Linked DNA regions of Homo sapiens: region 2 is linked to region 1. The links are chromatin loops, found by intact Hi-C in ENCODE. Cell type or tissue: PC-3. All regions are shown on one strand. Each heading gives the region's core, and the rest is flanking DNA. Links, peaks and the distances in the headings are about the cores only.

What was found. Peaks named below come from ENCODE experiments on the same cell type or tissue, not always from the same donor. Only the 100,000 strongest peaks of a DNase experiment are listed, where the experiment ranks them.
Region 2: a loop joins it to region 1, with 2.1 times the contacts of the local background. A loop is called at or near these places in 4 of 110 quality-filtered maps.

The regions. Positions count from the first base shown.
Region 1 is chr1:200,022,445-200,039,194 of GRCh38, forward strand. NR5A2 (nuclear receptor subfamily 5 group A member 2) reads left to right here and starts at 5,266. Exons shown (of 8, transcript NM_205860.3): 1 at 5,266-5,467. The coding sequence starts at 5,404. RefSeq lists enhancers at 6,930-7,430, 7,431-7,931, 13,481-14,381. In PC-3, for the core only: a CTCF peak has its summit at 11,085; DNase peaks (open chromatin) are centred at 6,757 and 7,017; H3K4me3 peaks cover 1,864 bases; H3K27me3 peaks cover 4,774 bases.
Region 2 is chr1:200,121,706-200,138,455 of GRCh38, forward strand. All of the region lies in intron 7 of NR5A2 (nuclear receptor subfamily 5 group A member 2), which reads left to right. Among named protein-coding and RNA genes, the nearest start is that of NR5A2, 100 kb to the left of the region's middle. In PC-3, for the core only: a CTCF peak has its summit at 9,992; DNase peaks (open chromatin) are centred at 9,066 and 12,606.

The DNA of each region.
Region 1 (16,750 bases), core at 3,658-11,657:
AAATATTTTTTATCATTATAAACATATTCTTGTAAATGTGAGTCATTAGAAGTATTCCATGTTGTGGTATCGAATGAGTTCAATGGGGTAGTGAAGGTGTTTAAAACAGAATGTTGTAATGGAAAATGCCCACACTTGCCAAATGGAAAGGGTCAGATGATACCTTGATTGAGAAAAAATAAATACAAAAACTGAGGGTGTGATTTGTTTTGTGTCCTCCCCCCCGCATGGCCAGAACATAAATTGCTTGTTAACTGTCACTGAGGCTGAGTCCCAAGCATCTGTTATTTGTACCACATGTGAACATTACTCTAGCCTCACTTTCAGAAAAATATGTTCATTTCTCACAAAGTACTGAGTACGTATTTCTATTCAATCAGCCTGATGGATAAGCTTCAAAGGACCAAAGTAACTCATTAATATAATGTTTCCTCAACAAGCCAGTGAGTTTTGTAGGAAAGCAAGAGAGTGACAAATGGCAAATAGTGTCTTTTAAAGATTCTGTTAGGAGTTATTAGGCAAGCTGGTAATACTACCACCCCCAATTTTTTGTACATTCTTAAAAATAATTATGTCTGATTAGAGGCAGACAGTATAGCATGAAATTCAATCTTTGTGCTATTACATGCTTTGTTAACCATGTACAATAAGGATGAGAAAAAAAGCAAATCACTTTATTTTTGGATTTATTATTATTAATAATTATTTATTCCTTATTCCTCATTATTTATTATTTCATTTATTATTTAAGAGATAGAGTGTCACTATATTGTGCAGGCTGGTCTCAAACTCCTGCCCTCAAGTGATCCTCTTGCTTCAGCCTTTCAAAGTGCTAGGATTTCAGGTGTTAAGCCACCGTGCCCAGCCACAAATCACTTTATGATGCTGTTTAATTATATGAATCCTATGAGGTCTTCTATAAGGTCTCTAATAGTGTATGTGACTAGGATAGAACTGGTGTCAGAAACAAAACCCAAAAACAGAAACTTTCGTATGTCTTCTAAAATTCCACTAAGGAAGATGTGTCTTTCACTTAAGATCCCAAGTCACAAAGCCCATAATCACTTTTTTTTTTTTTTTTTTGAGATGGAGTGTCACTTTGTCACCCAGGCTGGAGTGCAGTGGCACGATCTTGGCTCACTGCAACTTCCGTCTCCTGGGTTCAAGCAATTCTCCTGCCTCAGCCTCCAGAGTAGCTGGGATTACAGGCGTGTACCACCTTGCCCAGTTAATTTTTTGTATTTTTAGTAGAGACAGGGTTTCACCATGTTGGCCAGGCTGGTCTTGAACTCCTGATGACAAGTGATCCACCTGCCTCAGCCTCCCAAAGTGCTGGGATTACAGGTGTGAGCCACTGCGCCCAACCTCCATATTCACTTTTGATGACACGTTGAGTACTTTCTTTCTCTGACATGATACTGAGTACTTTATTTCTCATTTACATCTTACCACAAAAACTACTGGATTTCATCATTTTTGTCATTTTTACTTATGAGGAATTCAAGCCTTAAAAAAGCCAAGCATTACTTTGCCACCAAGAAGGAGGCAAAGTACAAATGGAAGCCCTGAGCTTTCTGACCTCAAATCCTAGGCTCTTAACCACCCTGCTACCCTGCCTTCATTCTTACCATGATCTCATAATTTGTGCTTATATAGGCTGCATTCAGCAACCCAAACTGACTGGTTTCCTCAGGAAAACTGTCAGAGCTACAACCAGTGCATTGAGAGGATCCGATGGACTATGTAATTTTATGGACTGAATGATATGAAAGGCCTCAGGAAATGTGTATCCAACACTTTGGCAGGTGTAAAAGAAGACCTACATATTTCAAAGCAGTTACAGATGCAAAATACGTCCATAGAAATATATGTTCCACACACTTGGAAGGCTAAGGCAGGAGGATCGCTTGAGCCCAGGAGTTCGACACCAGCCTGGGCAACATGGTGATATACTGTCCCTACAAAAAAATACAAAAATTAGCTGGGCCTCATGGCTCACACCTGTAATCCCAGCACTCTGGGAGGTCGAGGTGGGTGGATCACCTGAGGTCAGGAGTTTGAGACCATCCTGGCCAACATGGTGAAACCCCATCTTTACTAAAAATACAAAAATTAGCTGGGCGTGGTGGTGGGTGCCCGTAATCCCAGCTACTTGGGAGGCTGACATAGAAGAATCACTTGAACCCGGGAGGTGGAGGTTGCAGTGAACCGAGATCATGCCACTGCACTCCAGCCTGGGTGACAGAGTGAGACCTTGTCAAGAAAGAAAGAAGAAAGAAAAGAGAAAGAAGGAAAGAAGGAAAGGAAGGAAGGAAGGAAGGAAGGAAGGAAGGAGAGGGGGAAGGGAGGGGAGGGGCGAGGGGAGGAGGGGAGGGGAGAGGAGAGGAGAGGAAAGGAGAGGGAGAAAAAGAGAGAGAGAGAGAGAAAGAGAGAGAGAGAGAAGATGGGGAAGGTCCCTTCTGGGTTTCCATCTAAAATCAAAGAAGAAATCATTGGTTTCAATAATAATATTTTAAAATCCACCCTATGATTTTTTTTTCTTTAAAAGAAAAATATCAATCTAAGAAAATAATACCTAACATGGTGTTAATGAAAAGTAGGTTGGATTGGTTATGTGTACATAAGAACTTAAAGCTCAAAGGAAAAACAGCACGTATACCAGCATGTTGACCTGGCTCCGCTGACAGCCAGGATTACCAGTTATTTCACTTGGTGTGTACCAGTGCTACTTGGAAACTACCCACCTTCCATGAGCAGGTCTACTCAATAAAATCTTACTTTCATGAGGCTGTGAGGATATCCAAATGGGGACATTTCTTATACTCAGAAGACCACAAGTCACGAATGTGGCCACTTCTGATTCTGACTTCAGGGGTCACCCAGACCCCAAGCCACCCCAACCCGATAAAGGCAAGTTCACCTTGGGCAAAGTTCAGAGCCAGCAGCACAGCTGAAAGGCAGTGGACAGCACTTTCAGATGCTGTATTCCAACATTTCAACTGACATGAAGTGAGGCAAGAGGGGAAATAACTAACAGTAATCTGATTAAAAAACAAAAGAGAAAAAAAAAAGGGCCTGGTGTGGTGGCTCATGCCTGTAATCCCAGCACTTTGGGAGGCCGAGGCGGGTGAATCACCTGAGGTCAGGAGTTCGAGACCAGCCTGGCCAACATGGCAAAACCCCATCTCTACTAAAAATACAAAAATTAGCCGGGCATGGTGGCACGTACCTGTAATCCCAGCTACTAGGGGGGCTGAGGCAGGAGGATTGCTTGAACCTGGGAGGCGGAGGTTGCAGTGAGCCAAGATTGTACCACTGCAGTCCAGCCTGGGCAATGGAGCAAGACTCTGTCATTAAAAAAAAAAAAAAAAAAAGGACTGGCCTGGGTTTACAGGTAGCTCACACCTGTAATCTGAGCACTTGGGGAGGCTGAGGCAGGAGGACTGCTTGAACCCAGGAGACCAACCTGGGCAATACAGCAACACACTGTCTCTACAAAACATTTAAAAAATTAGCTGGGTGTGGTGGTACACATCTGTAGTCCTAGTTACTCAGGAGGCTGAGGCAGGAGGATTGCTTAAGTCCATGAGTCTGAGGTTGCAGTGAGCTATGACTGTGCCACTCCATTCCAGCCTGGGTGACAGAGTGAGATCCCATCTCTAAATAAATTAATAGACCATAAATTCTGTAATGTGAATCTTTAGACAAAGACTGCTAAATCTATCATCTGATATATGAAGTTTTATTACAACAAATGTTTATATATTGAGTTAAAAATTATCTGTACCCATACACACAACCTGCATTTACTTAATTTAAAAGGAGTGTCAATATTAAAATTGAGGATTTTGGCCAGGTGCGGTGGCTCACGCCTATAATTCCAGCACTTTGGGAGGCCGGGTAGATCATTTGAGGTCACAAGTTTGAGACCAGCCTGGCCAACACGGTGAAACCCCGTCTTGACTAAAAATGCAAAAATTAGCCGGGCATGGTGGTGTGCCCCTGTAATCCCAGCTACTGGGGAGGCTGAGGCGGGAGAATTGCTTGAACCCGGGAGACAGAAGCTGCAGTGAGCCGAGATCGTGCCACTGCACTCCAGCCTGGGCAACAGAGCGAGAACCCATCTCAAAAAAAAAAAATTGTTATTTTGTTGTTATTGTTGTTTTTGAAGACAGAGTCTCACTCTGTTGCCCAGGCTGGAGTGCGGTGGCATGATCTTGGATTGTGTTCTTCCAGGGTTGCAGAGAGAAGTGCAACAGCGTCTCATTGCAACCTCTGCCTCCCAGGTTCAAGCAATTCTCCCGCCTCAGCCTCCCAAGTAGCTGGGATTACAGGAGTGCACCATCACACCCAGCTAATTTTTGCATTTTTAGTAGAGATGGAGGTTTCACCATGTTGGCCAGGCTGGTCTCGAACTCCTGACCTCAGGTGATCCGCCTGCCTTGGCTTCCCAAAGTGCTGGGATTACAGGTGTGAGCCACCATGCCCAGCCTAAGAATAATAACTTTATAACTATGAAAAATGTGTTACATATTCACCATTTTGCCAGCATTAATCTCAAAGCATAAGTTTTACCTTTTGGGGATAAAGAGATAGATTGTGTTTTAGCCATATGACCAATGTAGAAACAAGCTAAGGTTAACTCCTCATCTAATGAATAGGCCCGATAAAAAAGTTGGTTGACCACAACATGAATAAATAAATAACCATAAGCTTGGAAATGCTACCTGTAGTATTTCAGAGTGTCGATCACATTTGTAGTCATCACTTAAAGAATTAATGTCTGCCAATGTTATCATCTAAAATGTATTTACAGAGGTCAGAAGAGCTATGTCTGTCCTCCTCTATGCAAAGAGGTGATGACATCAAGGGGTATGTCACAAGCCAAAGTTTAGTTAGCCTAAGTTAGTTAGCTGGTTTGCAGTTTTTATCCACTAAGTCTGATCTTCTGACCCCTCAGTTTTACAACTTTCCACTCTCTGTGCTGCATAGCACCTCTCCACTTCTGAGTTAATCATTTCTTTGCCATTATCTGGCAAGAATTCTTATCTCTTTTGCTGTCACTTTATAACAGGGTCCTCTTATCAACCTGCATAGAGTCATGTGATGAGTCAAAGCCTATCAAAAGTTTCCATTCTTCTGATTAGAAACCATCATGAAACTGGATACATGGTTTACAGCAGGTCACTAATGTTGGAAAAAGTACAGAGTCCAGGGAAAGACTTGCTTGTAACTTTATGAATTCTGGATTTTTTTTTTTCCTTTGCTTTTTCTTAACTTTCACTAAGGGTTACTGTAGTCTGATGTGTCCTTCCCAAGGCCACGAAATTTGACAAGCTGCACTTTTCTTTTGCTCAATGATTTCTGCTTTAAGCCAAAGAACTGCCTATAATTTCACTAAGAATGTCTTCTAATTCAGATACTGGGGATTTACAAGAGTCTTTAAAGCACGGACTTACACCTATTGGTAAGTAGGAGTTTCTCTATTGATCATCTATTTATTCTGCTACTACATACATATAATTTAATCTTGTTGATGGATTTTGCATTTTAAGTCATGGCTTTTCCTATTATGTTTATTAAAAGCACACAATAAGCCTATGTATATATATCACACATTTATCTTTCTTGCAGTTCAAAAAAAGCAAATGGATATTTCAACATATGAATATTATTCATTATATCTAGTGTTTACTGGTGTCATTCTAATACCCTAATCAGCCAGAAAATATAATTTATACTTTATCAATTTCAACTTTAATATTTTCTGATAATTTTTAATCAGAAATAATAAGCTAAAATTTGAACAATTTGAAACAAGTTAATCATATTGAGTGATCATTGATCAAACTTTAACAGATAGCTGTCAAGTATTTGTTACTTTTCAACCCACACAAAAGTATGGTGTCTTATTCTCTGCTTATACCGTAAAAAATTTTCATTTTATTTTCCTGGGGAATGAAAGTCATGCCCCCACCTCCAAAAAAAAAAAAAAAAAACCAAAAAAACTAGACCATCATTAGTAAAGGATTTGAAGAGCTACTGTTTCTCGCAACAATTAGTATATTTTGTTTTTACAAACAGAAATAAGTAAATAAAGCTACTATTCATTTAAAAAATAGAGTTACAAACTTATGAATTTTATAGCAAGACTACATTCAATTAATTCTAAAAGTAAAGGACTGAAGGGAAGTGATTCCCAGTGATCTGTAATTATTTGTCTGTTGGAAGTCAGGCCCTTCTGCCTTTCCCCAGTTTTTGAAGGACCTGTGCCTTTTCTGGCAGCATTTGCCTAGGCTTTCAGACTGGAATTTCCCTCCGAATTTGCAGGGGCCTGTCATGAGCTCTCTGAGTCTCAGCTCCATTATAACAAGAAAGAAAATCAAGGCTTGAGTTTTTCCTCTTTTTTCCTTCCTAGTCAGCTGACTCCACAGAATGCAGTGGAGTCACAGATTGCTTTTTTTATGGGCCAACTACACCCTAAAGTATATCACTTGAGGAAATGTTTACCAAAAATGTTCTATACTTACGAAAAAGAAAACATGGGGAAGGTAAGCAGGGTGTAACACACAATCAATTGTTCTGCAGATAACACAGAAAATACAGGCACAAGAAAGATGAGAGAGCAGCACACAACCATTTCGCATCTTTTTCGTCGGGCAGAACCGCCGCGGTGCGCAGGCAAGGAGTCCTTCCCGGCAGCTCCGCGCAGCTCCGGTTCCGCGTCCGGGGCCGCAGCTAGAGCGCGCTCGGGCCGGAGACGCGGACTGCGCGCGCACGGGGGACGCGCGCTCGGGGGCTCGCGCCCGCGCGGGCGGTCTTGGGCTCCTGCTGCGCGCAGCCCCAGCTGGCCGCTGCCAAAATAGAGTTGAGCTGGGTCGGGAGACCACGCACGCCGATCCCTCACAGTCTCCCCCACACCCCATGGGTGAATTAAAGAGGGTAAGGTAGGGGAAAGAGACGCTGTTGCACTTTTCTCTGCAACCCTGGAAGAACTGTGTTTCCAGCTACCGCACGCGCAACTCACATCGCAAGGGACCGAGGCGGTACACTCTGAGCGTAAACAGAGAACACCTGCAGCTCTGGAATCGGTCCCACCGCAGAGGGCTGGGAACCGGAGGACTGTCGGTCCAGCCCATAAGGGGCTGCTGGGGACTAAACCTCAAGAAAAGTACCGAAGAAGGCTCTCCCCTGGCCTCAGCGAGACTACCCCAACATCCTAAACCTGTGCAGGCACTTCCGGGCGCCGGATTCCGGGATAACAAAATTCCAGTCAATTTGCCGGTAAAAGAGACCTCTTTCAGGATCTTGTTCGCAGCCACCCGCCCCTTCCCAACCCAAGCACATCCCCTCCGCCTCCTGGTATTGCAGCCCCGCAGGTGGTTGTGAGGTGTCCGCACCTGCAACATCTTAGTGACCCTGAGGCGGCTGTGGCACCGGGAGACAATCTGTTTACCTCGTAGCCTCCACGAGGGTGCTAACGGTCGTTCCCAGGGTGAATGGCTGGACGGAGCCATCCAAAGGGCTGAGGGAGAGGAACAGAGGGCGGTGAGGAGCCTTCGGACTGAACTATTGGATTGAAGGGCCTGACCCGATTCCTGAGGGAGAGATGCCCCTTGAATGGGTCTTTCTGATTGCCCAGGGTAGCCCCACTGGGAAGAACCCACGGGTGCAGCTGTAGAGAGTGTCTGAGGGTCTCGAGGGTAGCTTTCAGATGGCAAATTGCAAGTTGGGCTGTGTTGAGTGGTTCACAAAACCGAGCCCGGTGTATGTAGACATCAGTCAGGGTTTACAATTCTATATTTAATTCAGTTGTGTTGTACTAGGAAATGAGCCTCCTTTTGTTTAAAAAGCTGTCTCCATGGTTTTTAACTAGGGGCTACATCTTGTATGCACACTGATGGTTACATGAAAGTTTTGTATAGATGTCTGTGCTTGTATAGAAAAGCAGAATTAAGATAAAGTTGTTCCTTCTGCCTACCTGCAAGATAATCATTCATTGTAGTGTAAAAGCAGCACACTCAGGTTATAACTAGATTGTTCCCTTAAAGTTAACTAACTCTGGGACACTGGCCAGACTCTTGGTTTCTGGTCTTGGTTTACTTCTTTCTCCCAAGTGGGATGATTCTATTGAATAATATGCAGTACTAACTTTAGAAGCTTTTTATACTTACCTATATCAAGAAAAGAGCCATATCTGTGTGGTAGGAAATGTTATACATAAAACAAATATTTATTGACCACTCCCACAGTGCCCAATATTATGCTTTGATTCATATTAAATTTCCATAATTCTTCAAATTAACTGCATTTGCAGAATATTTTATGCACTCAGTATAATATTGCATATTATCCACAGAAGGTTATGTCTGCATACTTAGGGGTACATGATACACAGTGCAAACACTGTATTGAGTCTGTAATGTGAGTCTTGCTATCTGGTCCCCTGAACACTCTGAGTCTGATTTTATTTCAGTGATAACCTCCAGCAAGCTCTGTGCTCATAAGGATCTCTGAAAGTAGACGTTTCATCAGCGGAAAGTGTGATAGCCATTATGTCACCCTAACCTCCAGCGAGCTTTATTTAGAATGCCAGCCACACAAGCCCATGTTCTGATTCTCATAGTTGGGGCTTAGGCTGCCAGTTTCTTCTATGAAGCTAAACTCTAGAGCCTCCCTTCTTTCCATGCCCGAGTCCATCTCCAAAACAGTGCTTCTCAGATTCCTCTTTTCTGGCCTGGATCCACAGGTAGTGACCAGAGTTAACAGAGTTCTTGGGCCAGGCACAGTGTCTCAAACTGGTAATCCCAATACTTTGGGAGACTGAGGATGGAGGATCACTTGGGCCCAGGAGATCCAGACCAGCCTAGGCAACATAGTGAGACCCAGTCTCTACAAAAAATAAAAAAATAAATAATTAGCTGGGTGTGGGTGTGGTGGCATGTGCCTGTAGTCCTAGTGACTAGGGCTTGGGGGTTGAGGTAGGAAGATCACTTGAGCCAGGGAGGTTGAGGATGCTGTGATTGTGCCATTGAACTCCAGCCTGGGCAACAAAGTGAGACCCTATCTCAAAAAAACAAAACAAAACAAAACAAAACAAAAAAAGGATTTCTTTTTCTTTAACACCTTTTTTTTTTTTTTTTTTTTTTTTGAGGCAGAGTTTCACTCTTGTTGCCCAAGCTGGAGTGCAATGGCATGATCTTGGCTCACTGCAGCCTCAGCCTTCTGGGTTCAAGAGATTCTCCTGCTTCAGCCTCCCAGGCAGCTGGGATTACAGGTGCACGCCACCACGCCTGGCTAATTTTTTGTATTTTTAGTAGAAATGGGGTTTCACCATGTTAGCCAGGCTGGTCCCGAAATCCTGACCTCAGGTGATCCACCCACCTCAGCCTCCCAAAGTGCTGGGATTACAAATGTGAGCCACCACACCTGGCATCTTTAACACCTCTTCTAACAAACCAAGAGAGATTTATAGAGGAAGGGAGAACAGAGGCTTGTTAATGCTTCTCTCCTTTACTTGACCCCTCTACCAGACACAATGTCTAGGATTATCTTGGATTCAGCCTTGAGCATAAGTTGAGCTAGAGAAGGGCACATTGTCAGACTTCCACCTACAGGCCCAACCCAATCCCCACCCCCAGGGATGCACTAGGCAGGCAAGACAACTTCACTCCGCAGCTCTAGAGTCTACCTTAGGATAGAACTAGTTCTTTGAGTTGCACTTCCTCACGCTTCACCTTATTGGAACAGACTTCTTGGAAAAATCCAGTTGGCTTCAAGGAACTTCAGGAGGGCATTGTGCTCTGGGGAGGCCCTGGGGAAGTGTTGAAATGTGACCAATATGATCTTGAGAGATCAAGCTTGAGAAAACCATGTGAACTGGAACTGACCAGGCAAGCTGATAAAGGTTGTCTCTTCTTTAGTCTTTTGGGAAGCTGTTATGTATGTTTTTGTGTGGTTGATAAGTAAGAAAAGATATTTGGAGTGTAACTTTTAAACACCAAATAACCTGAATGCAGATGACCATGAGCACTTATATGAGCAGTTTTATCTGGTGATAATGTAATTGTCCCCAAGGACTTTGTCAAGCCCTGCAAGACAATCAAGTTAGCAAGCACATCCCACTGGAAGGTGATCCTAGAATGGTTAGTGATTCCCTTTTTACTTTCCTTACAGAATGATGAGTTTGAGTGAAGCTAAGGGGAAAGACAAAGGGGAACTGATATATATATATATATCCAGCGTAATATATTTCTTTCCTGGCACTGTCTCATTTAACTATAAAGTTTACTTTGTTAACCCAATTTTACTGATTAAAAAATGGAATCAGAGGTCAAGCAATTTACTCAGCTTGTCAAGAGAATGAACTGTAAATAGAACCCAAGAAATATTCTGAAATACATACTCTTTCTCCAAAGTGGTAACCACTTGTTCTTGTTGATATAAAGGAATTATGATTTAATACAATGTTGGTCTATGCAGACTTTCCTCCAATGGACATTTCGAGCTTAAGAAACATATTTGTAAGTGGCTTTTTAATCTTCATTTCCATTCCACGGTAGAAACCATATTTGGATCCTTCTAGAATTCAGAAGGGTGGCACAGGGAGTGGTGTATGGAAAGCAGAGTGGAAATCACATCTGGGAGGACTGAGGTCTGAGTGGGGTGGGACAAAGGCACTTCTGGTCCCCTACTCTGGAGTTTCCTGGAAAGGATCTCTGGAGTTTGGATGAAGTTTAGCTTGTGAATTTGTGGTGTATGGTAACAACTCGCAGGGTTACCAACAGATGGTGAGAAGGAACTGAGAGGAAATTCAGAGCATGTACTTGTTATAGAGTCAGTGAGTATGAGGAGGGCAGGGAAATCACTCAAACTGAGTGACTGAATTAGATAGCATAAACAAACATACTGTTGTACCATGAGAGGAGGGGATAGGGAAAGACAATTTAGGTGTCAATTAAAAAAAAAAGCACTTTTGACAAACCCAGCTGTGCCTCTTGCAGTGAGATATGCTAGTCCCACACCCATGCTAGCATTTTTCACGGTAAGTGCTGGATTCCTTGCTCAGGGTTTGGATGCCTGCAGCCTCTGCTTCCCGGCCTTCTGCAAGCTCCACCTGCTCCAGCGGCCTCTACAGGAATGGAAAGAAAATTGGTCGGAATCCACTGCTGGGTCCTGGAATCAACTTCCCAGTTTCCAGACAAGAAACTCTGGAGAAAACAAGTGAATCTCTCTCAAGCCTTGGCACACACTGTACACCATCTCGTAATCGCGAAAGTTATCACCATGTTGGAAAAGCCCACGCCCTTCTAATTGTGCAACCTCTGTAACTGCCCAGACCATAACACTTTCCCTAGTTCCACGCCCCATGCTTGAGTGTGACGGTACCACTGTTAAGTCTTGCCTTTCCAAGCTCCCACTTTCTTTGCTGACCAAGTGAGACCCAAATTGCTGGACTCCGCACCTCTGCGGTCCCGGCACTCTTTGACCTTAAGAATCAGAAGCTCAGGCAGGGGCTTTTCTGAAGGAAGAAGTTTGGTTGGATCCATCCCCTCGCTGCAAAAGCCGAGGAATTCTGAAGCAATGCAGGATGTTTCCCCTTCCATCAAGAAGTTTCCAGTATCGCCGGATACATTTAAATGGCAGCCTAGAATAATCTCGTGCTAAGGATTTTGTTCCTGACCCAGGTTGAAGCGGAGGAGAGGGTGTAAAGGATGCAACTGCAAGTGTTCAGCTAGTTTCACAAGGTGCTTTGTGGCCTACTAGCGCCGGGATCGTCGTTCTGTTGGCCCCGAGGCTGGACAGAATTGATTCCAATGGATGGAGTCCCAATAGTTTTGAACTGGAACTGGCTCAAATTTCCATTTCAATTACAGAGAGGAAGAGATAGATTAGACCACCTACCCGAGATTATTTCCCCTGCCCCACTCCTTTCTTAAGACCGGATCTCCCTGTTACATTCTTCTAAGGGCACCGACTATACCCTGGCGGGGCACTCCAGGACCCCTGGGTTGGGACAACGTGCTGTAAAGAAAATAAGTGAAAAGGTTCTTCAGTGAACTCTTTTTATACAAAGAGCCGTAGATTCCGATATCCAGGCCAAACTCTCCAAAAAGCCCTCCTTTCCTCTGGGGCAAGGGTGGGAGGTTGCCCGGGGGGGTGGGTGGGGGGTAGGTTGGATTACCCAGATAATTGCTTCGGCTTTCGTTTTCCTCCGCGATAAAAACCGCGCCACGCCAGATCGAGATACTCTCATAGTGATTGTGAATCAATCGCCATCCTGCTCTAGGGGCTGATGTTGATGTCTTAAGTAGTTATTCACACGTGCAGCAGAAAGGCTTTTTTTTTTTTTTTTTTTTTTTTTTTTTTTAAACAAGGCACGACTGCTCACCTATTCAGGTTTGCTTTTTTAAAGCTTCGATCAACACGACGCTCCCTGGTAATTCCTATGGCTGTACTGAAATTTAACCCGTCTGTTTCTAATACAAAGCGCTCGGGATGAGGGCGGGTGGAGCCTACGGGCGTGGGCGGGTAGCCCAGCCCTCTGAGCCAGGGAATGAAACTGGAGTTCTGGCTAAACTTTTCAGAGAAAGGCAAAAGCAGCTTCTGATGGGTTTTTCGGCTGGGAGGGGCGGAAAAATTAGGCAGACCCGGAGCTCCCGTAGGCTGAAAAACTTGCTCCTCTTCCCCCTCGGGCTATCCTGGCCTAGTAATGGAGATCTGAAAAAAATCTAGACTTCTTTCGGGGTCTAAAAGGTAGATATGTGGGACGAAAAAAGTAATTGTCCTGGTTTCTTAAAAAGCACCAAAAAGTGGGAATGGAAGAGAAGACGGGAGAAATTGTTTCGAAGGAGGAAGGTATTGCAAGTTTTGTGCAAGTTTGGGTGGGTCATCTACCCAGGCGCGCGGGGAAAGATGTGTCTGCCACACCTTTTGCGAGCCCAGGAAACTTGAACCGCTCCTGAAAATCCTGATATTTTTTCCCGCTGCAGCCCGCACGGGTCAAGCGCGCGGGGGCTGACCAACACTTTCCAGGTCAGGTCGAGTTGATTGCTCCCAGCTCACGCTCCGAAATGCGGTGCTGAACCACGGGAAGGAGGGGGTGGGGAGGAAGGCAGGCAGTTGCATCCTCGCGAGTGGGGAGTGCGAGGCCTCCTCAGCTCCAGCCAGCTGGGTGAATGGGGCGCGCACGGCCCCGTAACGCCGAGCGTGGATAAAATATGCTAGGACTGCGCTTCTCCGGCTCATCAAGGCTGCGGGAGCCTCCCCGAGCCATCATCCTTCGTAATTGCAACCGTCAATCAACACTTTAAGACAAAGTCAGAACCGGGAAGGGCGAGCCCTGGAGACCTGTCTCGTCGGAAAGAAGGAGGTGGAGGGGAGGTGGGGGAAAAGGAGAGAAGTTTGCCAGAAGTTGGCAGAGGGAGTGCAAAGAAATTGAGAACGCGCAAGGTAGTTGAGCAGAGCTGTCCCCCGGTCTCACCACAGACTCCCAGGCCTCCCGGGTTCTAGTCTCTGGTCTCCGCCACCAGTTACAATTCCCGCAGCGGTAAGTACGGGGTGGGTTCCTAAGTGTGCTTACACTAAGAGGTACAGTGGCAGTTGCTAAGATGTCCCCGGCGGAGGATGAGATGCGTCTGTCCACCCGCGGTAGGTGTATTTATGGGTCAGTGCAGACCACCGCTGGCGCCGGCGTTTAGACCACACAGACCCGGTTCCACCTACTTACATCTCAACTGCTTTCCCTTCCCGCAGCCACTTGGCTGTCTTCATATTGTGGCCTCGGGAACCCAGAACCATTCTCAAATAACCCATCTTAGACACCGCAAACTCGGGTTCCTCCTCCCACAGCTTCCTTTCGGAGAGGGCTTTCTGGGGGACGCCCAGACCCGTCCAAGGTCACTGAGCTAGCGGGTCCCCGGCTTCAACAGGGGTCCCTTGCCCAGCAGAATTGAAGGGTCAAAGGACCAGAGTGAGTGCTCAGAGGGAGGAGGGAGTTCTGAGGGAGAAGAAAGGGTGCACTTGGAGGGCAGTAATGAGCTTGACGCTGGAAGCCTGGTGCCGCCGCCCCTGCCTCTGCCTCTTGGATGGAGACCCAGCTGCTTCCTTAAATCCCTTGCAGAGCTACCTGAGGAAGGTTTGTGTGCCCTCGGGTCTCTGGCAAGAATCAATTCCAGTGGAAGATTCCTTGCCTTGTCCACTGCTGGCGGGGATCTTGACATCCTTCCAGGGGATCTGAAATAGGGCTGCCCCCAGGGAGCGTTTCCCATCGTCGAGTTAAAGGCCTGGAGCGCCGAGGGCTTAGGCTTCTGAGCTAGGAGTTCCCTTGGTTCTTAGGAAAGGTCGTTTTCTCTCGCTCGAGACTTTCTGCTCTTTCAGTCCCCCTCCATTTCGCTGCTACGCTTAGGTTTTGGCCTGGACTAGACTTTCAAAGCAAAGGAAAGGGCTTCCCTCCGTGATACAAGCTCCTGCGTTAATTTTTTAAAGCATGGATTTTTAAAACCCAGTCCCCAGCCACCGTTCCCTCCCGCACCCCTCCCATTTTGTGAGGATTTTTCTTTCCTGGAAAGTCCACCTGTGGAGAGATAAATGAGTGCCAGCTGGCCTTTTGCCACCACCACTCTCCATCTTTCGGGGATGTGGTGGGAGGGTAGACTGGCATGGACCAAGAAGTCGCTAGTGTGGCCTAAGCAAGTCCCTTCTGGCCCTGGCAGCTGGCGTTATGAGCATGGTCACAAAGCTTGTCTCACTAGGTCAGCCTCAGCCTCAGGTTCAGCCTCAAGCCAAGGCAGGGTTTCTTGATACACTACAATTTCAAGGTCCTGTCAGACCCTCTTTCAACTTCTTTCAACTCTCCTAACTTCCCCCGGCTTCACCAAGCAGAGGTGAAATCACCACCACACACTAGGGGTTGGAGGTTTCCTCTTAGGACCAAGCGTTTGGAGTCCTGCATCCTTGCCATGCTAGGGTCTGGGAAAGGTGCTGTATCATAAGTGCACCCATAAATTCTTCGCATTGCTGTGGGAGGAGGTTCTTCTTAATTAAGGCTTTGAAATAAACTGATTTTCAAAGTTCACGAGCAAAGCAGGGCAACCACTGCAGTGAGCCCTGAAACTGACTCCCTTTCTTTATTTTCTTAGTTCTCAGTGATACTTAAAACAACTAGGAATACTGAAATGTAGTGACAGTGATACTTGATACTATCACAAAAATTGGAGCTTTTGGCAACTTCAGCCCACTTCTCCATACAAACTAATGGACAGGCCTTCATAAGTTTAAATGTTTCCACGAAACCTGAAGTTGCTACTAAAGCTGAAGTCTAAATAACTTTGATCCTGAATATATATTGAAGAGCAAAATGACAAATCAATTAAGAGTCAGTAGTACCTGAATTGCCAGGTGTGGGTGGGTGATGAACAACCCATTTTATGTACATTATGCACTGCAAAGATTGGAATAATTTCCAAGTCACCAAATACCGGATTGGGCAGTTTCAATGTGTAATCTCTATACCATTCAAATAGAATAAACTTAGATCTTTTGAGATTCAAATTCACCCCCTTGTGGGTGGACTCTGATAATTACTTCGTTGCACAGCAGATTCTAAATATGAGGCATTTCGCATGCAGTCAGGAGGCTGGAAAGAATGTTTTTCATCTTGTTGGGAGGAGATCTGAAAACTTTGAAGATGCGGCTGGGCTGGTGGTCGAAGAGCTTGCGTAACAGATGGTTCTTTAAAACATTTTTTAAATGCTGGGCCTCGGCCTCAAGTGGATGGTCCCATCAGACAACAGAATGAAAAAGTACAGCCTGGACTGATCCTTGTATTCCGTGTGGAAACACAGGTCACTAAAACTGGAAAGTCTGTCGCTTAGATGATCTTGGGCTCCAGTCGAGGGTCTTTTAAAAGTGAACGAAGGGACTAGGGAGCAGACTGGGGAAAGAGGAGTCGCTGCCCCTTCCTCTAATTCTATGAGTGAGCTCTTGGCTTGTGGCCCGCCTCTCATTGAGCTGACCCTCGGCCCCTTCAGGGCGCCGGGGCCCACGTGTCGCCTCTTCAGGGTCTCAGTGCCCTGGGGAGTTGAAGCTGGAGGACCCTTGACCGCAGACCAACTCTGCATGTAAGAACGGTCAGCTAAATTTTCTCCTTTCAATGGTTTAAGTGGGTGTTTAACTCCCTTCATCTCCTCATCCGACACACTAGCAAGGGCACACGCCCACCCGCGCCCCCATCCCTTCTTCTTGCTTCCCCTCAGATCGAGGAAATTGCCGCTCTGGCTGCTTCTCCTTCGCCGCCACGCTCAGACAGAGGTCGCTTCTGACTAGCTGTAAGACCCGGCTGCATTTACATCCCCCCGCCCCGGGCCAGGGTGGGGTGGGAGGGGGTGAGGCGGGGTGAAGAGGTTGGGGCAGGCCGGGGGACTGGAGCCTGAGCCTCATCCTTATTGGCTGGCGGCTAGTGTCCGACCTGAGTCCGGAACCCGCGTCCGCATTCACTGTCTTCACCCCTCAATCCAGCCTTCCCCCAACCCCTGGCCCTACTTACCTCCTTCTCCCCCTCGTCTTCCCCCCTGTCCTTCCCAGCACCGTCACCCTCGGGGCTGGGAAGGGCCGTTCTCGGTCCCGCGCGGGGAGTGGACCAGGCAGGAGAGGGAGGTTGGAACTTCACAACTCCACACTTGCGATAGTGAGCAAGAGAGAGGCAGAGAGAGATAGGGGGAAGGGGCGGAGAGGAGGGGAGAGAGAAGGG
Region 2 (16,750 bases), core at 5,833-13,832, 100 kb after region 1:
ATAAACTTTTTGCCAAGTCCATTTATTACTTATTGGCAGACAGCTGAGGGAGGCAACTTCCCTTGAATGAAAAAAATGCAGAAATCAGATTCACCAACATATGTTTTTTCTTTAGTCTTCAGTTATAAGATAGTTGTGAATTCATATTCTAGGGAATAAAACAATAAAACAAACTGCAAAGTAAAACAGATGTGTCTACTCTCCAAATTTGGTACTTTATTTTTAAAATTCTTCTTGACAGGACTGCACAACTGTTGCTAATAAAGGGGTAGTTTGAAGTAATAGAACCAGAGTTAATTTTTCATGTATAGTCAACATTTAAAATAAAAAGAGCATTTTCATATTTTGGAAAATGTGATAAATACAGCAAAAAGAAATGTTACTGAAAATTTAAATGGACAACAGAATTTCATGGATGTAACGTTCAAAGGTTTACAATGCCAAGACTGGATCCTGTGTGGTTTCTGTATTAACCACAATAAAAAGGAAAGTTCTGTTCAAGTAAGTCTGCATCTTTTACCCGAGAACAGTGTTTAGAATGTTAAAAAGGAAGATAGCAAGCATACGCCTGCTTGCTGTAATCGCACAAATTATTCTGGTTTATGTTAAGATCTTAGTCTTTTAAACTAGTGCATTTGATCACTAATTAAATGGAAAATGTGGTAATATATGTATAAGAAACTGTATAGCATCTTAGTGATAAAATATTTACAGGGTCATCTCATTTCAATGGTATTTTAAATTAGTTGAAGAAATGTATTACATTTGAAGATGTACATATTAACCATGAGCCATCTTTAGTTTTCAGCACTTTTAACTTTCCTTCATCATCTTCCAAAATTATTATATTCTCTGCTAATACTATAAGGAGGGGGTTGGGCTAGATCTGAGATGCTTTCAACTTTTGAACCTCAAAAATTATCTTCCTGAACAACTGGGCCATGTATTTACCAGAACTTTAGTCATACACTCTGATGTTTAATGAGCACTTCGATTGTTTCAGGAGCCCAGTACACCAGTGAATAGCTGGCCTAAATGTCCATTAAATCCATGTCTATTTGTTGCTTAAGGAAGAAAGGAAAGCATGGCTTTCAGATCAGAGGCAAATAGAATTCTGGCCGAGAGTCTATTTTTTTAGAGAAGCAGGAGAAAAGTAACCAGTAGTAAAATTCAAGTAGTTTCTAATTTGTGAGTGGAAAAACTTTTTACTCTGTAGAAACAGTGGCTAATCAATTTTTTGAATTTCACCTTTATTGAGGTATATAGATAATTAACTTTAGGTGCCTCAGCTAGCCCCAAATGCTGGTTTTACCTGTGATTAAGGGTGAAATCATACCAGAGTCACTCTTGAAAGTTAAGGCCAAGTCCTAAGCTGGTACCTGCTGTCCCAGATGCTCCTCCTGAGCCTCGAGTCCCCTGAGTCTGAAGCCTGCTATATTTTTGTCTCAGCCCAGCCTTGAGACTCTTTGGTCCTGGAGAAAAATGAAGATTCTGTGGACTAGTCAGAGGCCAGGGTCTATTCTGAGAGATGACTGCAGCAGTATTCTCCTGTGAGAGATGAAACAGTGTTTTCCAGATAGATTTGGTGAGAGAAGGTGGGATGTGGTCCCAAGCGGGTGCAGCGTTCCAAGCTAGAAGCACTACCAGTGTGAAAGCTTAAAGGCAAGAGAGAGCAAAATGAGTTTGGGGAACTGTTAGTTGATGGATACGGCTTGAGGGAAGCAGCAGATGTGGCTGGAGACATAGACAGGAGCCTGGACATGGACATGAAAGCCACAGATGCATTCAACACATACTCATTGAGTGCTTACTATGTGTCCAGCACTGAAGAAGGCACTGGGGCTATAGTGGCAAGAAGAAGTAAGTGCCATGGCTTTCATTCTCTAGACAATTAGGAAGTATAGCAGTGTTCTTAAGGCGACGGGGATGCGGTGAATAACTTAAGTCGATTTGCCTTTCTGGTAGCAGCATGGAAAGTGGACTGGACCAAGAACAGTGCTAGAAACCCTGTTTTCAGAAGTTTTATTTTTATTTTACTTATTTAATTTTTTTTTTTTTTTGCTTTTATTCCTGGCATGCTGTGATTTATTTTTAGAGGTGGTTTTTTTTTTTTGAAACGGAGTTTCACTCTTGGTGCCCAGGCGGGAGTGCAATGGCATGATCTCAGCTCACCACAACCTCCGCCTCCTGGGTTCAAGTGATTCTCCTGCCTCAGCCTCCTGAGTAGCTGGGATTACAGGTGCCTGCCACCACACCTGGCTAATTTTTTTGTATTTTTAGTAGAGACGGGGTTTCTCCATGTTAGCCAGGCTGGTCTCGAACTCCTGACCTCAGGTGATCCACCTGCCTTGGCCTCTCAAAGTGCTGGGATTACAGGTGTGAGCCACCACGCCTGGCCTAGAGGTGGTTTTAATACTCCATGTGGTTGGACTGAGATGAAGGATACAAACCAGTTATAGGTTTCAAGCCACAAGATGTGGCAGAGTTGAGAGGGAAAAGTCTAGGGTGTGTTTGGGGCTTCTGGATGTCTAGCTGGAATAGAAACATCTACAGGAACAGTAACTGATCAGTTGATTCAAAGCGGGTCCCAATAGCAGTCATCACTTTCTAATCTAAAAGTCATTCTTCACTAAAGTTTGTTACTGCTGACACAAAAAGCTCATGACAGGACTCAAAAGAAAAGTACAGTGGACTCAAGTCCTTCTAGTTTGCTCTCTGACGTTTCCCCCCTCAGATTGTATCCATGAGCAGACATCAGTTGGGTAAGCTGGTCAAGAAAGGAAATAAGTAAAAAATGCCCTCTCAGCACATTTCTCTGTGTATAACATCATAGATTCTGTAGGCCCAATCTCTGTTAGTTGTTAGTTTTAATGTTTTCTTTACATTTCTAGCACAATGCTTGGTACATAGTAGGGACTTACAAAATGTTTACTGATAAAAATAAATAAATGGGCCAGGTATGGTGGCTCACACCTGTAATCTCACCACTTTGGAGGCCAAGGTGAGAGAACTGATTGAGCCCCACGGGTTTGAGACCAGCCTGGGCAACATAGGGAGACCCCATCTCTACAAAATAATTAGCCAGGTGTGGTGGCAGACACCTGTGGTTTCAGCTACTTGGGAGGATGAGGTGGGAGGATCAGCCAAGATCGTACTACTTCACTCCAGCCTGGGCAACGGATTAAGATCCTGTCTTAGAAAATTAAAAAATAAAAATAAACAAATAGTTTGAAACTTAAAGCGAAGCCTTTACCGAAGCAACTCGTGATAGGTAATAGGAGGTGGTTTAGCTAAAAGCCGTATTCAAATACAGGTTATTTTTCAGAGACCACTTTTTCCAAAGAACTCTCTAATAAATAACTCCTCAAAATTAAATTATTTCTGTTATCAGTTTGCATTCTCCCAGTTTATGAGAGGAGATGTTTATTCATAAGCTCTTTGGGAAAGCTAACGTGAAGAAAAATTAGAAAGAATATTACTGACTAAAACCAGGTGGCAAATGCATTTCTGTTCCAAGCAAATGCAAGATGATAGGCTTTCAGCCCATGTTAAGTAATAGTAGTTAAGACAATGTTGTACAATTCTTTCTTGGCATTGATACAATCCTGTTTCCAGCAAAATGAATGGAGAAAATGTTATATTTGTTCATCATGATAGCTCTTTGCTTCATACTAAACTTCCAAATTTTGAATGTGACATTTGATTATACACATCCCAGGTAAGTTTTGTCCTCATGGAGACAAACACCCCAGGGAAGATGGGTTATGGTTGCCTCAGGGAATGACTCAACTGGCCCAGACAGAAAAGCTACTGCATGCTAAATGTCCTCACCAGCCTGTCACCTGATCCTCATCTGCAGAGAAGCAACGGGCATAATTCAAGAACAAAACTGATTGAAGAGTTGCTTGTTTCATCCACAGGTTCAGTTCAGGCATTCTGTAGTGTCTAGTCATGATTTCTTTATCTTAAAATAATTAAGAACATTATCTTAAATTATAAAAGGTCATCTAAGCAAGTACTATAATGTCTCAGAATAAACAGTATTGTTTATTAATAAAAAATGTGACTTGAACACAAGTTGAAAGGGATTTTCAAAATGGATGGGTAAGACCTTCAGGGCTTGAAAGAACTTTATTTTATTATTTATTCTTCTTAATTTTAGAGACAGGGTCCTGCTCTGTTGCCCAGGCTGGAGTGTAGTGGCATGATCATAACTTTCTGCAGCTTCTAACTCCTAGGCTCAAATGATCCTCTCGCCTCAGCCTCCTGAGTAGCTGGGGCTACAGGTCACACTCATTGCCTGGCTAATTTTTTAATTTTTTTATAGAGACAGGGTCTCACTATGTTGCCCAGGCTGGTCTCAAACTCCTGGCCTCAAGCAATCCTCCCTCCTTGGCCTCTCCAAGTGCTGGGATTGCAGCCATGAGTCACAACATCTGGCCCTCCCTTGAAAGACCTTTAAAATCATAATTTGGAAGGAAAAAAACAGTATTTCTAAGGCAGAGCAGAACATTTTTCTCTTTGTTGTGGCTACTTTAAACTGTATAAGTCTGACCCCAAACAAAGTTGGGGGCAGGGCTCTATGGTTGTTCTGGTTTTCTCTTTTTATTCTTTTATTTTTTCTGTGCTAAGTGAAATGTTCTTGTTTTCTTAGTGAAGCAAAGTTCTTTTATCTGTCAAATTAATAAACTGTAAGGTTCATGAACACAGTGTATGTTTTACTCCTCATGTACTGCCTGGCATATAGGCTTTTAATAAATATTGCTTTCATGAATGAAAGAATGCCTTTCCTCCCAACTTCTAGATTAAAAAGAAAAAAATAATGGGAATTGAAAATAATTAGCTAAAAAAAATGCAAGCACAAAATTTGAAGAAAGAGAGACTAGAAAACAGATTCTATGGATAACTATTAGAGGATTTGGCATCTTCTTTTCCCCTTTAGAAAGTAGGGAGATAAGTCTTCACATTATGAAGGGGATTTTTTTTTTTTTTTTTAATTTTTAGTACAGACGAGGTCTCACTATGTTGCCCAGGCTGAACTCCTCAAGTGATTTGCCTGCCTCAGCCTCCCAAAGTGCTGGGATTATAGGCATGAGCCACTCTGCCTGGCCTATGAAGGGGATTAGTATAAGTAATGTAGAGACTAAACTGAGTCCCTCCTCTTTGCAAATAAAATAATAAATGAAATTAATTACTGATGATCAGCATTTAGGTTCTATTTGAAGTTGTAACACTAACAGTGTCAAACACCAAAATGAGCCATAGAAGGAAGTGGTGGTGATGCTTTTCTTCAGTAATGTTAATAATAAAATGTCCTCAGGTGAATAAATCACTTAGTTTCTCTCTTACAGAATGAAGAGACCTAAGAGAACATTCTCCTCCAGTTTTGTAATTAAAAAAACAAAACTAGATGATTTATCCAACATTTTAGGTTCAGATCCAGGTCTAGAACTAATAACCCCAAATGACAGTCAGTACTTTTTCTGATTCAGCCTACTTTCCTCTTCGGAGACATTGGATCTCATCAATGAGCATATTAAAAATACTGTGTAAAGAAGACCTTTGAAGACACAGGTTTGAACTGTGTGGGTCCACTTCTGCTCAAAATTTTTTTTTCAATAAATACAGTCAGCCCTCTGTAGCTGCAGGTTCTGTGTACAAATGCAAGTCCAAAATACAGTATCCAAAAGGCCGGGTACAGTGGCTCATGCCTGTAATCCTAGCACTTTGGGAGGCCAAGGCGGGTGGATCACCTGAGGTCAAGAGTTTGAAACCAGCCTGGTCAACATGGTGAAACCTCGTCTCTACTAAAAATACAAAAATTACCCAGGTGTGGTGGTGGGCACCTGTAATCCCAGCTATTTTGGAGGCTGAGGCAGGAGAATCACTTCAACCCAGGGGGCGGAGGTTGCAGTGAGCTGAGATTGTGCCATTGCACTCCAGCCTGGGCTTCAGAGAAAGACTCTGTCTCAAAAAAAAAAAAAAAAAAAAAAAAAAAAAAAAAATATATATATATATATATATATGGTATCCATCAGATGCAAAATCCACATATACAGAGGGCTGACTTTTCAGATCTGAAGGTTTCACAGGGTAGATGGCAGGACTTGAGTATTTGCAGATTTGAGTATAGGCAGGGGTCCTGGAACTGATCCCCCTTGTATACCAAGGGAGGACTGTACTTACTAAGACACTATTTATTTATTTATTTATTAAGGCAAAATGATATAAGAAATTAGGACAGTCATCTGAAGAATGTGGACAAAAATAAAAGCAATATCTATTGGTAGAAGCAGAGAAATACTTCACCTGAATTTCCAATTTTTATTGAATATGCTAAGTAATTATATAGCTCTTAATTCACTCAGTTTCTAAATACCGTCATCCCTCAGTATATGCAGGGAATCAGTTCCAGCACCCCTGTTTATACCAAAATCTGCACACACTCAAGTCCCGCAGTCGGCCCTGCAGAACCCGAGCATACAAAACATTGGTCCTCCATACAGGCAGGTTTCGTATCTGTGAATACTGTGTTCTTATCTGTGTTTGGCTGAGAAAAGTCTGCATAAGATGTGGACTCACGCAGTTCAAACCTGTGTTGTGCAAGGGTCAACTGGATATTGTCAGTTTTGTTTTTCTCTATGTGAACTCTGGGTTTCAGAGCTCCAGCAAGCTCCCAGAATGCATTTGCCTCACAGCTTTGGTACCTCTTTCTTAAAGACTTCCTCCTTGTAGCTGATTGTCACCTCTTAGGTATGACGTTTTCTTTGGACCATTCACTAGACATTAGGAAAGCCAAATGATCATAGCTTTCGTTATATATATGTCTATTTTAGGATGTATTTTAACTGCTTGTGATGGTAAAAGGAAAAATAATAACAAAACAAATAGTCATTCTTTTCCCCTCTGACAGTCACTGGCATTAAAAATCCTAAAGTAGCCAATTGCATCTCTAAGATTTAGGTGGACGAGCTCCCTGGGGCAGGGCAGGGTGGAGTGGGGGTGGTGGGCAGGCAGAGAGGAGTGTAGTAAGTTTGTACATTCTGTTTTCAAGTACAGCCGTCCGCTTTCCTGAAGGGTTCAATCATAACTCGGCTCTTGCAATATGACACTGACATTGTTAATAGTAAATAAAATGTTTACTAGCTGAAAGATTTGGATAAAAGTCTTTTAGATAGGGAAATTTATTTGCAGTGGTTAGTTTTCCAATAGTCTTTAGTTTCTGCTATAGGAATGTTTTTCTTATTTGAATTTTGTCCATTATTTCTTCTGCTTTGACATTTAAAGAAATATCTAATGCTTCTTTTCCCTTTACTTAAGTGTGTGCCATTTGTCCTCTGGCATTCAATATCAGAACCTGGCAGAGGTTTGCTGTCAAAGCTCCCTATAGAGTGGTTGGTAAGGCAACATGCAAATAGGGAGACTGGCCCCATACCCCAGGCCCAGTCAGGACCTCTGCCCAGAGCTTATAACTCCAGCACAAGCCATCATATATGGGAACTCTGTCTCATCACTTTTGAGACTCTCTCTCTCTCTGAATATATACACACACATACATACACACACACACTTCATTTGAAAATGAAGGCTTTATAAACAAGCCAAGAACTGCAGAGCAACTACTGATCTCACATCTCACTTAAGAGACAACAGAGATTTGTAGGAATAGCAAACATTCAGCCATTAAGTGAGGCATACAAAAGGCTGCTGTGTTAACATAGCCCAGAAAACCACGGCACTTCAATCAGAACGTCTTTCTCCTTGTCTGTTTTTCTTTAAAAGAGGACCCTTCCTTTTTGTCCGATAGGAAGTACTATTCTGAATCTACCAGCAAGGCTGGCATGTGCTCTCTTATAAAAGGAAAAGACTTCACCATGCATAGCCTCTTCACCCTAACTGCTCAGTTGTTTGCTACCCCTGGCAAGGATGTTCTAATTGTGCAGTGGAGGGTGTGAACTCGTTGCTTTAACTGCAGTTCCATTAGCTAATCGGAGTCCTGATGTCAGTGTGACATTGTGGTGTAAATCATGAAGGGGTTTTTCTGCCACTTCCTGTGGAGAGAAAACAGTTTTGCAGGATCACCTGATGATTGGCCATTGTGGGGTTGTCTTCTTGAAAAAGAAAAGTTGTTCTGACCTGGGCTGTGCTCAGGATGCCTACATTTTGCCTTTGCTAAGCGATGAACCCCCCAGAAAGGAAGTGTATGGGGGGCACTGTTGGAGTCTGAGTGCTCCCTTCCCTCAGCACTTCTGGAGAAGCCTGGAAATACTGTAGACACAGTTTTGGAGAAGAGAATTCAAAGGGCTTACAAAAGGAGAGTACTTTTTTGTCCACTTCTCTAGAAGAGGCACAGCAACTTGTTGAGTTTGTGTTGTGTTGTGTTGTTTTTCTGCCACCAAATTAGGTGTTCCTATTGTGTGGGAGGTGAAAAAGAGAGCACAAATCTATTAATAAGTAAAGCAACTGAAACAAAGGGAAAAATGAATCCCCATTTTGCTTTTTTGCAACATTACATCCAGTTAATAAAAGAGGCTTACAAATCCAACAGAGATCTGCTTGCAGGAACTAACTAGGAAGAAGAAGAAGAAGAAGAAGAAGAAGAAGAAGAAGAAGAAGAAAAAAAAAATCCAACAGAGAAATTTGATCACTGATTTAAATTGTGTTTGCAGTGCCTAAAGCAAGATGAACGATTCATTCACTGTAAGTCAGAAGGTGACAGTACCAGGTGTACCATTTGCTATATGGCAAATCTACAGCTGCTCTAGAAAGTGAAATAGCAGTGCCTGTTCTTATCCCTTAGTTGACTACCTCATCACTGGAAGTGCTGTAAGAGCTTCAGAAGGGTGGAAAACTAGTAAAAAATGTCCAATTGTGCATCAAAATTTATGCTTATTAATTCTGAAATAAGCATTATAGTCTAAACATCATAAAATTCTTTTTGCTTGGTAGCTGCATAAAAGTTGGTTTTGAAACAGCAAAACCTGATTTTCCTATTATGTGGCAATTCTCCTTCCTGAAGCTGGTCACAATATTTGCTTTATTGCTGGCTTCCTCTAAATATGATTACATACTCACCCACACACACACTGCCACTGGCTGGACTGCAAAGCCTAGTGAAGCAGAACATTTACCTCACATCTTTACCCAAGAGCATTGGTTAAATTGTTCTTCATGAAGTCAGATAAGCAAAAGAAATATCCCAGGGTTCTTCGTACAATTAGCATTCATTCTCAGTGTTTACCTTTTCATATGTAATATTCTAATTTAGAAAAACACTCACTAGACACTTGTCAAATAACTGCACATATCTTCATACTAATGCCTTGCTGATATATATGCACCTGAGGGTAATGCTGGCAAATAAGCATTTCCTAAAATTTATGTAATCATTTGAAATTCAGAAAGGATTGATTAGCATTCAAGAGATGCCACTGTTCAATATTTACACCATAGAGATTTGGCAGAAGCAAATAATGGCATATAAAGTTGATGCTTGTCTTAATTAAATGCAGTATAATAGGTGTTGTGGATTTTTTTTTTCTTCCAGTGAGCAAAGCAGTTTAGCAATGACCAGATGTAATTCATTTTGGAGTTCTAAGTTTGAACTTAATCAATATGAACTTACAGCCATGGAAGAAGTGATTATCATTTGTTATTTGCTGGCACAAGAATATAATTGCCTAAATAGCATTTATTTAAGCATATTTCTGAATACCTTATGCCTAAAAATATTTGTCATATTTTAGCTGTTAATGCTTATCTTGTCATTTTGCTAACTACTGCTATTTAGTGAGATGATTTTTCAGAGACATATTGGCCAGGCAAGCTAGGAATAACCAGCAAGAAAAATCAAGTGAGAATGCCATGTGCTCTTGGTTGATGTTTCTCGCTGCTTTAGCTGTGTCAACCACTCTGTTCAAATCTCAGAATAGAGTGGCTGTCTTAGTACCAGCTCAGAAGAGCGTAGTTGGTTAACGTGGTTAGCCCAGATGCTGCACTCTAGTGGACTCTGGACACCCCAGGGCCTCAGGTCTGTTCTACAATGGACCAAATCAGTGACTCACATCTGAGTCTTGCATTAGATCTTCTTTCTAGTTTACTGATAAAAATCTGATAAGTCTTATCTTGAGTTGTGGCTGTGTTTGGTTAAGAAGGTTAAATTTCAAACAGACCAATCCAAAGCCAGGAGAGAAGAACAAATAGAAGTACAAGGCCTCTCATCAGTATTGAAACATTAAATCACACAAAATATATTGAGTGGCCACTATGCAGAACCATTGTACTAGGCAAGCTATGAAATGACAACATAGAGTCTTTTTTTTGTTTGAGATGGAGTCTCTCTCTCTCCAGCTGGAGTGCAGTGGTGCAATTTTGGCTCACTGCAACCTCCGCCTCCTGGGTTTGAGTGATTCTCCTGCCTCAGCCGCCTGAGTAGTTAGGATTACAAGTGCCTGCTACCACCCCCGGCTAATTTTTGTATTTTTAGTAGAGACGGGATTTCACCATGTTGGCCAGGCTGGTCTCAAACTCCTGACCTCAAGTGATCTGCCCACCTTGGCCTCCCAAAGTGCTGGGATTACAGGTGTGAGCCAATGTGCCCGGCAAGAACTGGCAATATATAGTCTTTCCAAAGAGAAGGAAACTCCTGTGATACAGAGCTGCATTTTGGATCCCCAGGACACTGTTCTGAATAAGGCGTGGTACACCAAGCGAAGAGTCCAAAACATGCCATGCCATCAGCAATGCTGCATGCATCTCTTGTCTTTCTTTCTGTTCCTTGTTTTCACTGAACTAATGCACGTTCCACACACATGCTATTCTCCTTGATTACATTTTATTAATCAGAAAGCCTTTGTCAACCCCCATGTTACATAAATCTCACAGCAATCAGAGGCTTCATGCCTCTTCAGTTTCCCAACTCCTCTGAAAGGAGATGATTTTTCAGAGACATATTGGCCAGGCAAACTAGGAATAACCAGCAAGAAAAATCAAGTAAGAATGCCATGTGCTCTTGGTTGATGTTTCTTGCTGCTTTAGCTGTGTCAACCACTCTGTTCAACTCCTCTGAAAGGAGTTGGGAAACTGCATGGGATCACCTCCAGGAGCCTTAGCAAGGGGCACTGTCCCTAACACCCACATCCCAAGTTACCCAGATTTTGGACAGCACCAATGTGGCCTCAGCCCTGGAGGAACTGAGTCCCAGAACATCAGCATGGAAGAGAACCTATGCTGTTGCTGAATACAAACACGTCTTATTTCTGAGTAAGAAAATTTAAGCTAATGGAGGTTAAGTGACTTGTACACAGTCATGTAGAGTCAGGATTTGAACTGAAATTTTTGAACTCCACACGCAGGAAAAGAGCACAGATATGGATTTCTATATTACAGAAATAGTGCTTTTGCATTTGTTTCAAAATTAGACTTACTATTTCTTGGCCATCCTTTTCAACTAAATCTAAAATTTTCATTGTGAAGTGTAAAAGTGATTTCCCAGAAACGTGGGGAATGTACATTGCCTTTTGCTGCCTTAGGACTCAGCTGTGCATGCTGCATGCTGGGTACCCTGAACTTTGGAGGGCAGAATCTCTCCTACAGTCACTCACACTTTGACTCTCTCCACTTTACTCTGGGTACATGGAGCTCTGTGCCATCCATAAAGGTCAGTGTGTCCTGAGTGGCCATGCTGGACTCAAATTGGGCAATTCTGCCTAATCCCTCAGCAGGAATGATCATATTCATTTTGTCCTATCTTGGTTATACAGTCAAGCGTTATATAATGATGTTTTGGTCACTGATGGACTATATATATATATATATATATACACACACATATATATATATACACATATATACACACATATATATATACACATATATATACACATATATATATATACACATATATACACACACACACACACGTATATATGTACATATATACATTATATATATATGGTCATATATATGATAGAAGACTATAATGGAGGTGAAAAATTCCTATTGCCTAGTATTTACCCTACTATATACTTTGAAGTTATTTTAGAGCATATTCTTTATACCTATGTATATAAAAGAAAACTTACTATAAAGTAGCCTCAGGCAGGTCCCTCTGGGGGTATCCAGAAGAAGGTATTGTTATAGGAGATGACAGCTCTATGTGTGTTATTGCCCCTGAAGACCTTCCAATGGGACAAGATATGGAGGTGGAAGACAGTGATATTGATGATCCTGACCTTGTATAGGCTTAGAGGCTAATGTGTGTGTTTGTGTCTTCATCTTTAACAAAAAAAGTTTAAAAAGTAGATAAATAAATTTAAAAATAGAAAAAAGCTTATCGAATAAGCATATAAAGAAAATTTTCATACAGCTGTACAATGTATTTGTGTTTTAAGCTGTGTTATTACAAAGAGTCAAAAAGCTTAAAGAAATTGAAAAGTTTATAAAGTAACAAAGGTATAGTAAGCTATGGTTAATTTATTACTGAAGAAAGAAAAATATTTTTTATAAATTTAATGTAGCCTATGTGTACACTGTTTATAAAGTCTGCAGTAGTCTACAGGAATGTCCTGTACCTTCCCACTCACTCACCACTCACTCACTGACTCACCCAGAGCAACTTCCAGTCCTGCAGTCTCCACCTATGATAAGTGCTCCATACAGGTGTGCTATTTTTTATCTCATAGACTGTATTTTTACTATACCTTGTTTTCTATGATTAGATGCACAAATATTCACTGTGTTACAACTGCCTTCGATATTCAGTACAGTGACACGCTGTATAGGTTTGTAGCCTAGGAGCAATAGGCTTTACCACATATCCCGGGTGTGTAGTAAGTTTGTGTAAGTACACTCTATGATGATCGCGCAACGAAATCACCTATCAGTGCACTTCTCAGAATGTATCCTTGTCATTAAGCAACACATGACTGTGTATATAAGAATTGATAGCACACCTGAAATAATCCTTTCTCTGTACCATTTATCCCAAGAGAAAGTAATTATTATAGTAGTGTTAATACTGCTAACATCTATGTAGGAATTTTTAAGTGCAGATTTATTTAATTTTTAATTTTTAAAATTGTGATAAAATCTACATGAGATTTACCATTTTAACAATTTTTAAGTATGCAGTTTAGTGGCATTAAGTCCACACACATTGCAACTGTTACCACCATTTGTCTCTAGAACTTCCTGTCTTCCAAAATTAAAACTGTGCTTATGAAACAGTAAATTCCCAATTCACCCACTGCTCAGCCCCTGCAGCCGTCATTCTGTTTTCTGTGGAGAACATTTTATTTACAAAGTACCCTATTCTTATAACATTATCCTTTACACATAACACAACATTGAAAGTTTAGTGATTTTATAATACAAAATGTGACTGGACTCAGCATGGCTAACGTGCTCATGACCACACAGCTAGGCATCTGAGAGAGCCCATGCTCCAAGCCAGGGCCACTGATTCCAGATCTGCTGTCGTCACTCACAGGCAAGGAAGTCTTTTGACTTGGGGCCTGAAATAATAAAGCATGAGGCCAGGTGCAGCGGCTCACGCCTGTAATCCCAGCACTTTGGGAGGCCGAGGCAGGTGGATCACCTGAGGTCGCGAGTTCGAGACCAGCCTAGCCAACATGGTGAAACCCCGTCTCTACTAAAAATACAAAAATTAGCCGGGTGTGGTGGCATGTGCCTGTAATCCCAACTACCCGGGAGGCTGAGACAGGAGAATCGCTTGAACCTGGGAGGTGGAGGTTGCGGCAAGCCAAGATTGCGCCCCTGCTCTCCAGCCTGGGCAACAGAGCAAAACTTCATCTCCAAAAAAAAAAAAAGAAGAAGAAGAAGAAGAAGAATGCATGAATGAGGAAAAAGAGAGGCGTTCATGACAAGTTTCTTACTATTGAGGTGATATGGCCTAATGGTGATGACTGCAAACTTGAATTCAGATTCTTGTTCTATTGTATCCTTAGGAACGTGTATCACCTCACTTTTTTCCATCTGTAAACTTGAAATAATAATGATCTACCTGAAGCATGATTGTGATGGTTACATGCAATAATTATTAGGAAGAACTTACCATAATGGCTGGCACATAGTATTAATAAGTGATTATTACTCAAAACATCTGTGAAAGTCATAGAAATGAAGGCTGCTTATCGGGAAATGCCTCTTCTCAGATACAATCTTTGGTTTACAGATTCTGTGAAAAAGATCTTTCTCACGTCAGCAATAACTGATACATTAATTCAGTACCAAGCCATAGTTTGAAATCTTTGATCTACTAACCAAAGGCATCATTATTATCCTTGATGTTTTGGAATATGTCAGAGTAAGCAGACTCAAGCCGCTTCACTTTAATTCATCTATCATAAATCCCAAAATCAAGCCAAGGTCTAATAATAAACAATTAGGCCTCTTCCTAGGTTGGTGCAGGCCCTAGATGATGAGAAAGTGGAATGGCTAGGCTCACACCTGCCCTCTGGGAATGCCTATGCTAGGAAGCTCTTCACTTTTTTCTTTCTTTTTTTTTTTTGGAGATGGAATCTCACTCTGTCACCCAGGCTGGAGTGCAGTGGTGCAATCTCTGCTCACCGCAACCTCCGCTTCCTGGGTTCGGGCGATTTGAACACACACAAGAAAGAGCACAGATAAGGATTTCACTTAACATCATGCCTGGAATAAAGTTCATATTAAAAAACAATACTCAGTATGTTCGATTATAATAGCTACATCTTATTGTCCTGTATGAGCAGAGTACATTATACCTGTTGTTTCTAATCTTCATAAGCAAGCCTTCGATGAAAGTATCATTTGCCATTCCTGTTTTACTGTCTTTCCCTAAGATCAGAGAAGTCAAACAACTATACAAAATTGCTGAGCTAGTAAGTAATAGAACTGGGATTTGCACACTTTAGTCATCAAAGTCTAGGTTTTCTCCACTATTCACTGCTACTTTTCTGGTTCATTGATTAAGTATGTAGATCAGAAGGCACTATACCAGTGCTTGTCATTTATGATGAAGCTAACCCATTCTAAATCTGATCCTTCTAGATCCTACTTGAAAGTACAAGGGCTGAGTAACAATCCTGCCTTCTTAAATGCTTAATAATTCCCCCTCATCAACATGCCATGGTTTCAGTCAGAGCTGCTTTCTATTGATCGGTTTCAAGAAGTATCACAGCTTTTATCACCACGGTCAGAAGCACTGCTGAAATTATAGGGTATTTAATCCCTTATGCTGGCCTACTTACTCTAAGCAGATTTTCTTTTCTTTATCTTTTTTTTGAGACAGAGCCTCACTCTGTTACCCAGGCTGGAATGCAGTGGTGTGATCCTGGCTCACTGCAGCCTCAACCTCCCTGGTTCAAGCAGTCCGCCAGCCTCAGCCACCCAAAGTGCTGGGATTACAGGCATGAGCCACTGTGCCTGGCCAGATTTTATTTTATTTATTTATTTATTTATTTTTGAGACAGAGTCTTGCTCTGTTACCTAGGCTGGAGTGTAGTAGCACAATCTCGGCTCTCTGCAACCTCTGTCTCCCAGGTTCAAGCAGTTCTCCTGCCTCAGCCTCCCGAATAGCTGATATTACAGGTGCACACCACCACACCTGGCTAATTTTTTTTTTTTTTTTTTTTATGTTTTTGGTAGAGACGAGGTTTCACCATGTTGGCCAAGCTGGTTTCGAACTCCTGACCTGAAGTGATCTGCCCACCTTGGCCTCCCAAAGTGCTGGGATTACAGGCGTGAGCCACCACACCTGGCCCAGATTTTACTTTTAATATGAAGAAACATCTGCTGTCTAAATTCCTATCCTCTTACAAATATTTACTGTGAACAGAATTTGATAATTGATTGAAAATCATTACCAGATTATTAGCCTAGATTATTAGCAGATTCTCCCTTTCCTAATATTGCCAGCATCAAACTCAATGGAGTGAAAGAAGAAGGAATGAAGATTAAAACATGAATTTGTGTACGTTTTTAAGTATTTTAAGAATACCAAAATAAAAGTGTCATATGAATTTCTTAGTATGTTTCTGATATAGACAGGATAGAGTTTAGTAATTAGCAATTTCTTCTAATTTTTTTTAAAAAAAGTTTATTGTTGTTACTTGCTACAAGAAATTATGGGACAAATTGGATAACCACATGTGCTGGCATTTGTCCAGGACAGCCCATATCAAAAGGGATTGGGGTCCATGATACTGTAACAGTATCATTTCTAATTATAACTTCAAGGAAATTCCTCTCTCAAAGAGGTAGCTAAGAAACTTATTCTTGTCTTACAAAAGAATAGGGTTTTTAGGATTTAAAAACAGGTTGATGTGCCATTTTTCCTCCAACTTATGTATTTTAGATTCTATTTTGATTTTCACTGATCCATGGTATTTCGTTATATAATGTACCCCACAGTTTATTGATTCATTCTCCGATTGGTGGATATTTATTACAAACAATGTTAAAAGAACATTTTTCTCCATGTCTTCCTGTAATATATTGTTGGACAATCACTCTATTGTTGGACAATTACTTGCAACTCTAGAAACTGTCAAAGTGTTCTCCAAAGTAGCTGTACCAAATTACATTTCTAGGCGTAGTAAATGAGAGCTTCTATTTTTCCATGTCATCACCAGCACTATAATACAGATGCTGTCATTATTCTGTTTTAATTTGTATTTCTGATTACCAGTGATATTGAACATCTTTCTGTTTCTTTGAAGTACCTGTTTATCAATGTTTTTCCATATAATTT